Linked DNA regions of Mus musculus: region 1 is linked to region 2. The links are chromatin loops, found by intact Hi-C in ENCODE. Cell type or tissue: left cerebral cortex. All regions are shown on one strand.

The links. A loop is a pair of places that touch in the nucleus more often than their neighbours do. Peaks named below come from ENCODE experiments on the same cell type or tissue, not always from the same donor. Only the 100,000 strongest peaks of a DNase experiment are listed, where the experiment ranks them.
Region 1: a loop joins it to region 2, with 3 times the contacts of the local background. A loop is called at or near these places in 10 of 42 quality-filtered maps.

Annotation. Positions count from the first base shown.
Region 1 is chr1:155,573,381-155,578,380 of GRCm38, forward strand. The region is part of intron 3 of Acbd6 (acyl-Coenzyme A binding domain containing 6); the gene reads left to right. Among named protein-coding and RNA genes, the nearest start is that of Acbd6, 18 kb to the left of the region's middle. In left cerebral cortex, CTCF peaks have their summits at 2,092 (motif pointing right) and 3,255 (motif pointing right); DNase peaks (open chromatin) are centred at 138, 2,092, 2,806 and 3,206.
Region 2 is chr1:155,852,902-155,857,901 of GRCm38, forward strand. All of the region lies in intron 37 of Cep350 (centrosomal protein 350), which reads right to left. Among named protein-coding and RNA genes, the nearest start is that of Gm51652, 11 kb to the right of the region's middle. In left cerebral cortex, no CTCF peak of the experiment used is centred here; a DNase peak (open chromatin) is centred at 2,716.

The DNA.
Region 1 (5,000 bases), 280 kb before region 2:
CCCAGGCCACTTGCTTAGGGATGGTACTGCTCACAGTGCACTGGGCCCCCCTCTCAATTAGCAATCAAGAAAACACCCCACAGACATGCCTCCAAGCCAGTCTGTTGGGGACAAATCCTCAACTGAACTTCCCTCTCCCCAGGCGTGCCAAGCTGGCAACCAAGATTAGCTGTCTCAGTGGCCGAGCTCCAGTGTCTGTCTGCCTGTCTTCACGTGGTTGTCTTGCTGAGGTTTCTCTTGTGTGAAGCTTCCTCTCTTTCTTGTGTGAGGCCACCAGTCCATCCTAATCCGGTGTGACTTCAGTTTATGTATGTGAAGATGATTTTCTTTCTTTCATTTTGTTTTGGTTTTGGAGACAGGTCTGTGTACCCCTAACTATCCTAGAATTCACTCTGTAGACCGGGCTAGCCTCAAACTCAGGCATCTGCTTGGCTGTGCCTCCCTGGTGCTGGAGTTGAGTGCATGCTCCACCGTGGCCCCTCCTAACTGAAGATGATTTTCTATCCTCCTCCCCCCTTAAAGACAAGATCTCACTTTTTTTTAAAAAACATAGTTCTGGAAGAAGTTTTCTAAATTAAAAATCAGATTTTTTTCAAGATCCTAAGACCACTTGCCATTTCCCTTACCTCTTTGAAGAGATTCTTGTTCTTGTGAGTAGTGTGATGGCCACCATCTCTCTTGAGCTCTGTACAATGGTTTCCGTGTCCAGTGCTCACAAAAAGTATGGTTAAATTTGAACTCTTCTCCAGATCTCACTGATTAAAATACACTAACATATTTTGGATATGTACTTAAATTTCACTCTAATATGTAAAAGAGTACTGTTTATTGAACCAACTATAAAAAGACTTTTCTAAGATTTAGTTGGCTTTATTTTGTAATTCTAGTGTTGATAATCCTCAAATAGATTGGTTTTTAGACCTTAATTGGCTTTATTTTGGATTCTAGAATCAGACAATCCTTCATTCTATAAAATACAATAACTATTTTTTCTTTTCCCTAACATCTGTTAAAGACTTATTAATTATTACCCTATGCATCAGTTGTACTTTATGTTATAGAAGTTCTAGCTTGTGGGAACTGGGATATAGCTGCTGGTAGCACAGGCAGACAGTGTCTGCTCAGAGGAGCCTGCACTGTGGCAAGAGTGAGTAGTAATATAAGTACATAGTACAGTGTTGTAGAAGGTGATCAGTACATGGACAGAAAGCGGGGAGAAGCAGAGGGTATGCAGGAGGCGGGAATCATTTCAATATGCTGATCAGGGAAGACTCACTAAAAAGGTGACCTTGAACATTATGGAAAGGAGAAGGGAGCCATACGTATGGAAACACATCCACAGGCTGTAGAGGGACCAGGTAATACAAGTTATGGCTGGGTCGTACCTGGTGTGCTTTACACACTGCAGGGCTAAATGTGGGGGGGAACGAGGAGCAGAGAACTAGAAAATTCACTAGACAATAAACATGGTAGTTTATTGTCAGGATTATGGCTTTACTCTGAGTGAAAAGGGAAATATTTCTATAGTGAGCCTACTCCAGTCATAAGCTTGTAAAAAGATATAAACATTCTTCTATATTGTCCAGCAAACAATACCTTAATAAAATTAGTACAGGCATAAAATATATGGAACAGAAATATAAAACACATGAGAGAGGGTACAGTGAGACCTTAGGAAGCCCCTTGCAACACACAGCATACACCAAGCCATGCTTTTACAAGTGTGGTTCCACGTGCACAGCTCTGAAGAGCTGCTTGTGTGCTGCTCAGATGCTAATGCCTGCAGGAGTGGGAGGAAATGAGAGGAGTGGGGGCGGGGCGGGCAGTCAGTGCTTTAGGATGCTTTCAGAAACAGACAGGTACCGTGGCCAGTGAGCATCTGCAAATACTAACAAAGACTGGTAAGTTCTGGTGTCTCATGAAATACTTCCCAATTGAAATGCTTCTAGCAGATTAAAAGGTATAATTTGAACATTATCTATCAGTTCCATGAGTGGTAAATCTCGATAGTTCATGTAATTTAGTGTTTCTTCATCTGATCAGGTATGTTTTTCTGCTCATTCCTAGTCAAACCTCCAGTGACCACCAGAGGGCGCAAAGTTCATAGGAAATAAGATGATTTTATTTTGGGAGTTACCAGGGCTTTCTGCCTGTTTCAGTGCTATTGTTAGTCCCTTAGTTTTCACTAATTATTTCCTTTTCCTTAAAAAAGAAAAAACAGAAACCTTAGATCTTGACCTTTACTCAGAATGTCATTAATAAGGTCATTTCTCTGCCTCGCTGATCTGGTGACTCTTAGATCCATTTTATTTTACCTGTGTGTTATCTAGAAAGATAATAGCTGTGAGAACAGAAAGTCTCCTAATAACGTGGTTGTGTAGACGCCCAGTGGCCATCCAGCCTCTGCAATCCAGCTCCTGTTGATCAAGTTTGGGTAGCATCGTCTACCGGTCTTTTATTTGTAAATAATTATTAAAAACCCAGGCATCGAATCAGGTGGCTGTCATCCTAGCTCTTGTGGGGTGGAGGCAGTTGCACATCAAAATCCTCTTTAGGAATATTTAAGAATACAGACTCGAATCAGCGGTCCAGATTTACTCAGATATACTGCAGTAGAGATCTGGCATCTGTTTTTGTTGTGGTTTTGTTTTTATTTGCCCCCAAATTAATTTGGAGCATAGCCCAGAGTTGTTAGCACCTTGTGCCCACATCCTGCTCCTTTCAGGATTAGTTCAGTTGCTCTGTCTCTACTAGATATGTTTCAGCCTTCAAGACTCAGCCTAGCCCTTCCGCCTGCAGGAACGTGCTCCCTTTTCCTTGAGTCATCCTCAAACGCAAACCCTGACTGGTTTCTGTGGTCTGCTCTTGTGTTGTACGTACCACTTGAAGTTGAAGTTATCTTTCTCTCCCATTGTACTGAAAACATTATCAGAATTTAGGCTATGCCATATTCACAACACCTGAAACAGAAGCTGTGTATTAGTAACTATTAGGCTGAACTGAACTCAATGGCAATTGTGTCTATGGTATCAAACACAGATGCAAAAAGAGGGCTGAGGTGTAGCTCTGTGGTGAAGCAGTTGCCTCGCATGCACAAGGCCCTGGGCTCCTTCCCCAGCACTGAACAAACAGTCTTACAGAGGAGAATAATTTTGCTTCAGGAACAAGCCTGGCAGGAAAATCCAAAATTTGATGGCTGGACTGTATTGAGTAAGTTCAGCTGTCATTTAAAACACTGTCCTGTAGAGGGCAGTGTTTCCCAGTTGACATAGCCTGTTCTGCCTCTTGTGTGAAATACATAAATAACCGTGCTCATTTTGTGTATTTATCACTCTTGTAGACACAATAAAATAACTCTTAGGGATTTAAAAAGCAATTTTAAGATGTTGTTAAAAATAAAATTGAAGAATCAAGATGACAATTTAGAAAAGAACATTTTATAATCTTTGTATCAAAAATGTTAGTCTGTGTTAATAGATAAAAACTATAAAAAAAGGGTTTGCTTTCCTATGTAGTTCATATAGGTTAAGAAAAGTTAGCAACCCAGACTTCCCAGTGGCCCTCATCTGTCGGGAGCTCTGGAGGACACCAGTGTTCTGTGCAGCTCTTCACTTGTCGGGAGTGAGCGTGTCATTTTACTTGTGCAGTAGAACAGGGCTTTGTAACAAACAGTTGTACGTTTAGGTAAACTAACTGAATCTGATGTCAAAGCCCCAAATAAGGTAAGAGTAATTTTTGTTTGGTTTAAGAAATGATTTTTTTAAATTTTGTGTTAAGTTAAAAAGTAACCAGTATATTTTAATTAGAAATTATGTTATAGAGAAGTTATTTTATCTACTACAAACCATTATTCTAATGGCATACTTTTTTATAATATGTTCTGTTATATTAGAAACAGAAATCTATTTTGAATCAAATTTACTATCTCCATATATAGGTTATTTCTGGTACAGAAAAGTACCATGTATTAGTAGTAACATGAATGGTCTACCATACTGCCTTTTAAAGGGTTGAACAGTTTTTTTTAAGAGCTATAGAATTCTTACTTCTGTCTCATGTCTGTGCATTACCCACTTGATCTGCTGGAACCCTGGCTTAAACGGTGTGATCTTTGGGTTAGTTTCAGGGGAACTGGGGGAAGCACACACCTGGCACTCATGTGGGGGGTTTTCAGTTCCTTCTGTGCATGCATTTATCTGAGCTTTAGACGTCTCCTGTCCTGTCTGCTGAGGAAAGGAAGTAATTTGTTAGTCTGTATTTTCACATTTGTATAAAGCACAGCTTTAGTCTTCATTTAAATATGTTATATATATATATATATATTTTTTTTAATAAGATTTGTGAAAGACTTTAAGGCCTCACATCCCACCTTTAAATGACAGCTCGCTGTTGCTATAGTAAATTCATATAAGTTTAGTTTGGGATAACTCTCTAGTGTCCACACTGGGCCTAGTGACATTAGGTTGCTTTGAAATCTGACCTAATTCCTGTCAATATTCCTTAAGATACATAATTAATTATGTAGACATAATATGTAACTTGACATCTTGGAGTTTTTCAGTTTTTCCTTAAGTTGAGTTTTTAATATGTTTGAAAAATATTAGTAAAACTCTAAATGCTCTGTCATTTTGGTTCATAAAAAGAGGATTGTGTGAATTTAGAAAAGGTATCTTTTTCTTATGAGTCATGCACTACATTCTTCTATAATACATAAATTTTATGTAGAATTTTTCTATCATTTATTAATATCTTTGTTTTGTTGTTGTATTGCTTTGTTTTGGTTTGTGTCCTGGCTTTCTTGGAACTTGCTTTATAGACCAGGCTGGCCTCAAACTCACAGAGATTCCTCATTGTCTGCCTCGTGAGTGCTAGAATTGAAGACGTGTATCACCACACCCAGCTATCGCATAGTGATTTTCATTTCACATTTATTTTAAAAATATAGTAACACAAAAGTTAATGCAATTATATATATTTTATAAATGAATAATTCCTATTAT
Region 2 (5,000 bases):
GTTTTCATGACAGCAATGGGTTTCATCTATCTATCCCCTACTGTCAGCTCACTCCTAAATGATTTTAGGGTTATCATTTCAGAGTTGGGGAATGTTACTGTAAAACTGAAATCTACCTCTGTGTGGAGACACACCTCAGCTCTCCTCATTCAGCTGGACAGGTCACGGACCTGGCTCAGGGAGCACCTTGGAGCACCAAGGAAGGAAGATGGTGCTCTCTTCCTTCCTACCGTCCCTAGCCACTAGCCCGGTCCCTGTCAGCTGCCAGGAGGTTTGGCTGTGTCTATCTGCCTTTCTAGTCCTGGAGCTGACCTCCATGCAGGCTTATCTCAAACAGCACAGCATGCTTTCCCCCTTCTCTTCTCTACATGTAGCTCCTGGGCAACTGTGAGAATTACAGACTGCCTGGGCTGGAGTTCAAATTCTAGTAAACTGTTATCAAGCTTTTAAAAAAGAAAAGGGGGGCGCGGTGCAAGCTTAAGGATCTGAATTTGGATCAGTAGTAAAAGCAGGGCGCAGCTGCACACCTGTAACTCAGTGCAAGCAGAGGTAAAGACAGCTGGGCCTCGGGAGCTTGCTGGACAGCCGGTGTAGTCAATCAGTAAGTGAGCTCTAGGTTCAAGTCAATGAGGCACTTTCAAAAAGTAAGGTCATTAGCAATAATGGAAGATGTCGGTGGACAAACTGACATGTGCATACATGAGAATACACCACAATCTTAAAAAAGGAAATTGTAGTATTTGTATAAAAAGTGAATCTAGAGAAATCAGACTAGTGAAATAGGCCTAACAGACAAAAATATGGTCTTCTTTATATGTGATCTTATTTCTGCATCACAGACATAGGAAGAATGAAACGATGTTGGTCAAAGGGTACATGTCCAACCAGATGTAGAGTAAAAAAAATAATGCACTTTATGTTTCAAATATCGAAGTAAAATTTAAATGGCTTACCATTAAAAAAAAAAGGCCCATCCCTGGGTGACATAGCTCCTCCAATAATGCCACCCATCCCAAACCCTCCCAGTCTACCAACATGCTACCAAGCATGCAAATATATATGAACCCCATTATGGGGGCCATTCTCATGCAAACACCCATGAGGCTGAAGGCCTGGAGTCCCAGCACTAGAAAGACTAAGGGTAGAGGAATGCTACAAGTTTGAGGCCAGCCTGGGGTACACAGTAAGAACAAGCTTAACCTGGGGAAACTCTGTTGAGAGGGACAGACAGATAAGCAACCAACTCCCTAACACACACAAATAAAAATTAGCTGTCAAAAATGTCAGATTCAAAAACCAGAAAGACTAGGCATAGTGGTTCACTCAGGAGGCTGAGGTGGGGGGATTGAGATGAGATTATTGCCAGTCAGGTTCACATAGTAAGATCCAGTCTCAACATACACAAAGTTCTAGCAAGCCTAAGATAAAATTCTAATACAGTGATTAAAAACATTGGATTAAACATAAAACACATATATAATGTAGATAAAAATCTTTTAAAAGGAGCAATATCAAGTACCACTCCCCCAAAAATAAAAGGAGTGGGGCCTTAACAGTGGGGAATGCTGAAAGTACTTCCCAGAGGAAAGGAGAGCGGTGGGGACAGCAGGTGAAGGAACACCACGGGGAACTGGGGACACAGCAGGACATTTCCATATCTGAGCAGACATGCCTGCACATAAGAGGAGTAGAGTCCTGGATGCCTGAGGAACAAGAGAGGTCAGATGGCAGTGACATAGGACCTTCAATGACTCAGTTGCTCAGGTCAGCTGTCATCTCAGACCACCATACTCGGCTTCCTTTTTCAAGTAAGAAAGGCTGAGGGCCGGGCTGTAACTCTGAGTGCCCAAGGCCTGGGTCAAGTCACCATCAGCAGCAACGAAAAAAGGCAAGAGTTGAAACAGACAGTTTACCTAAAGACCCAGAATCTGAAAATCAGACGTTAACAGGATCCTGAAGGTTGTACTAACCTTCTGGCAGCTACCTCAGACTGCAGAGAGGCACAGAGAAAGGGTATTATGTTACGGTCCACTCTCTTCCATACCTTTGAAACATTTTTATAAGTAAGCATGTAAGATTTAGCAAAACAGATAAGAATGGACTTTAAAAAGGAATGAAATTACAGCTAAATAAATTCTTGTGAAGATTTTCAAAACTTGGTAACAGGCAAGGCAAGACACTCCCTCTCCCACGTGACTGTCATGTTTATAGCTGCAGCCACAACACTGTAAACTCTGCACACACCCAAAGGCACGTCACTTCTGCTAATATAAGGAAATTACCAGAAACGTGCAAAAAATACAAAATTTTCACTACAGCAGAGGACTGGTTAAACAACTAAAAAAACTTTACAATGTATTCACATGAATGATTACTTCCATACAAAAATAGACTGGTCAAAAGTAATATAAACTAGCCTTTGGCTGAGCAGCCATCTTCCAGTGCTCCCCAGGATGACAAGCACACAGGGGCAGGAGAGGCCCTGCCTGTAGGCCTGTAGCTGTCCCTCTGGACACACCTACACAGGTTTACAAGAAGCCTGATAAAGATAGCAAGGGAATGGACACTGTTCACGTGAGCGCCTCAGGAAGGTTACTGTGGCAGAACTAGGAGGGCCTATGGCGCCACCCAGCATGCTGCTGGCAATGTTGTTGTCAACAAGCAAATTAGGGTCAAGATTCTTGCCAAGAGAATTAATGTGCACACTGAGCATGGTGAACACTCTAAGTACTGAGATGGCTTCCTGAACTGGGTGAGGGAAAATGACCAGAGAAAAGGAAGCCAAAGAAAAGGCCACCTGGGCTCACGCACGCCACGTGAGAGGGAGCCTGAGCCAGCGCACAGAGCAGGAGAGAAGGCCAAACAAGTGTTTATGTGGGCATAGGAAATGAGGACATCTGCAACGAAGACAAACAGCTACATTTATTACATAAAACAGTCATTCCAAAAAGGAGCTATAGTCTCCATTTGGGGAATTCTCTCTACAAAAACTTAAAGTCCACACACATTGAAATACTGAGTTATTTTGGTAGTAATATTTTTTAATTAATCAGAACTTTCTAAATTTTCTAAGCCATGAGTATAATAAAAATTTTAACTTTCAAAAATTCGTATTTTTAAGCCTTTCTTCTTCTGTACTAAATGATTTTGCTCTTTACACCTTCATATAAAATGTAAAACCACGAGTTTCTATAAATCCTAGATTGTCTAATAGTAAGAGACTGGGTAACTTGTATTTCTGTTATTAGACCGTTCAGGAAATTAATACTGGCATTTCATCATACACTAAGAATAAAAATCCCATGTAAAAAGCTAGAAGCATAGAAAAATATGACTAGCAAAAAGGACATTCATATAATACATTTTTCTTTTCTTATTTCTATCTTAAATTCTTTTCCTCTGACAGATGTGTGGTATACATCCTTAATCCCAGTATGCGGGGCAGAAGCAGGCGGCTCTGGGAGTTTAACAGGCCAGCCTGGTCTATACAGAGAGTTGTAGGTTAGCCAGAGCTACCTAGCCTGTCTCTAAAGTAAGATGTAAAGAGTTAAGTAGAGAGAAAGTCTGACTATAGCCCAGGTCAGTCCTGAGCTCTCAATCTTCATCTTCAGGCCTCTGGAGTGCTGGGATTATAGGCATGTACCACTATGTCTGAAAATCTCTTCAATCCTTATAACATAGACATAATCTTAAATTTCAAATGACACATCTTTGTTTAATATTTGAGGATTTTCTGGTACCATATTGAGAAATGCCTCTGTTTAAATGGCCCCGTGTGGCACTGGATATAAGCCTTTGATGTCAGAATTCAGTACCTTTATTTTGTTATGTTTCATAAAGAGCTTCAGATCAGTCTGTTTATTATTCACATCTTAGACAATTTATTTACTACTTCAGATTATTGGTTTGGGCCTGAAGATAGCTCCAGATCGCAGCCCTCCCCTTCTACTAAGATGATATAACCTTTGATGCCAAAGCCTTACTAGCAATAAGTCTTGCACAGTAAGCGTTTAAGCGCTGAACTGTTATACTATTCATGCCTGTTTTTTTTTTCCACACATACTTAAAAAACATATCTAAGACATCTTGCTTAACATTCTCAAGTAGCTGTCATCCACTATTATCCTCATTGGCTGGCTCTTCCTCCACTTTCATTTCAAGCATTCCTCCATGATTTCTTAAAGTTATAAATTTAAATGTAACCTTGCAGTTTCCACCCCTCGGAAGTCCTTGCTTCAAAGATAAAGTCAGCCAGGATAAGACAACACATGGGGGAAGGTTGGGTGTTGTGTATTAGTAACACAGGCCATGCCTGTTATTCCAGCTCTTAGAAGGCTGGGGCAGGATGACTGAGTTAAGAGGCCACCCTGGGCTACACAGGGAGACCCTGTCTCAAAAACAAAACAAAACAAAACAAAACAAAACAACAGAATCATAGCACCTACAATTATGCACTATACTTAATAATAATGATAATGAGGAACTATGGCTGGTTTATGTATACCTTAGCCTATATTTTTTATTATTAGAGTATACTCCTACTTATAAATAAAAATGTACTGGAAAATAGTATGCCACATTAGTCCAGCAGCAGCTTTATCCATCTGATATTTGCCCTGTCTCCTAAAAGCATCAAGTGGCCATGTCAAATGGCTGACCTACATACCTTCTAGGTTTTTGTGAATTCTGTCCTAAGGATACATTTTGAGAGTGTATCCCTGCTAAGCAACACACATGCCTGAAAATAAATATATATTTAATTCTCTTAATAATTCGATTATCACCTTCATTTCGCAAACAGAGAAAAGAGACCTAACAGGTTCTATACACTTGCCAGGGTAAGTGCAGACAGCAGGGTAAGTGGCTCCAGGACCCACTCCACTCCCCTGTTATTTCACTACCTTCATCTGAGGTTCACTCAAGGTTTGGCTTATCAACTTTTCCACAAATGTCTGTTGGCTAAAGCCAACAGAACAAAAGAAAGCCATTCCTCACACTGA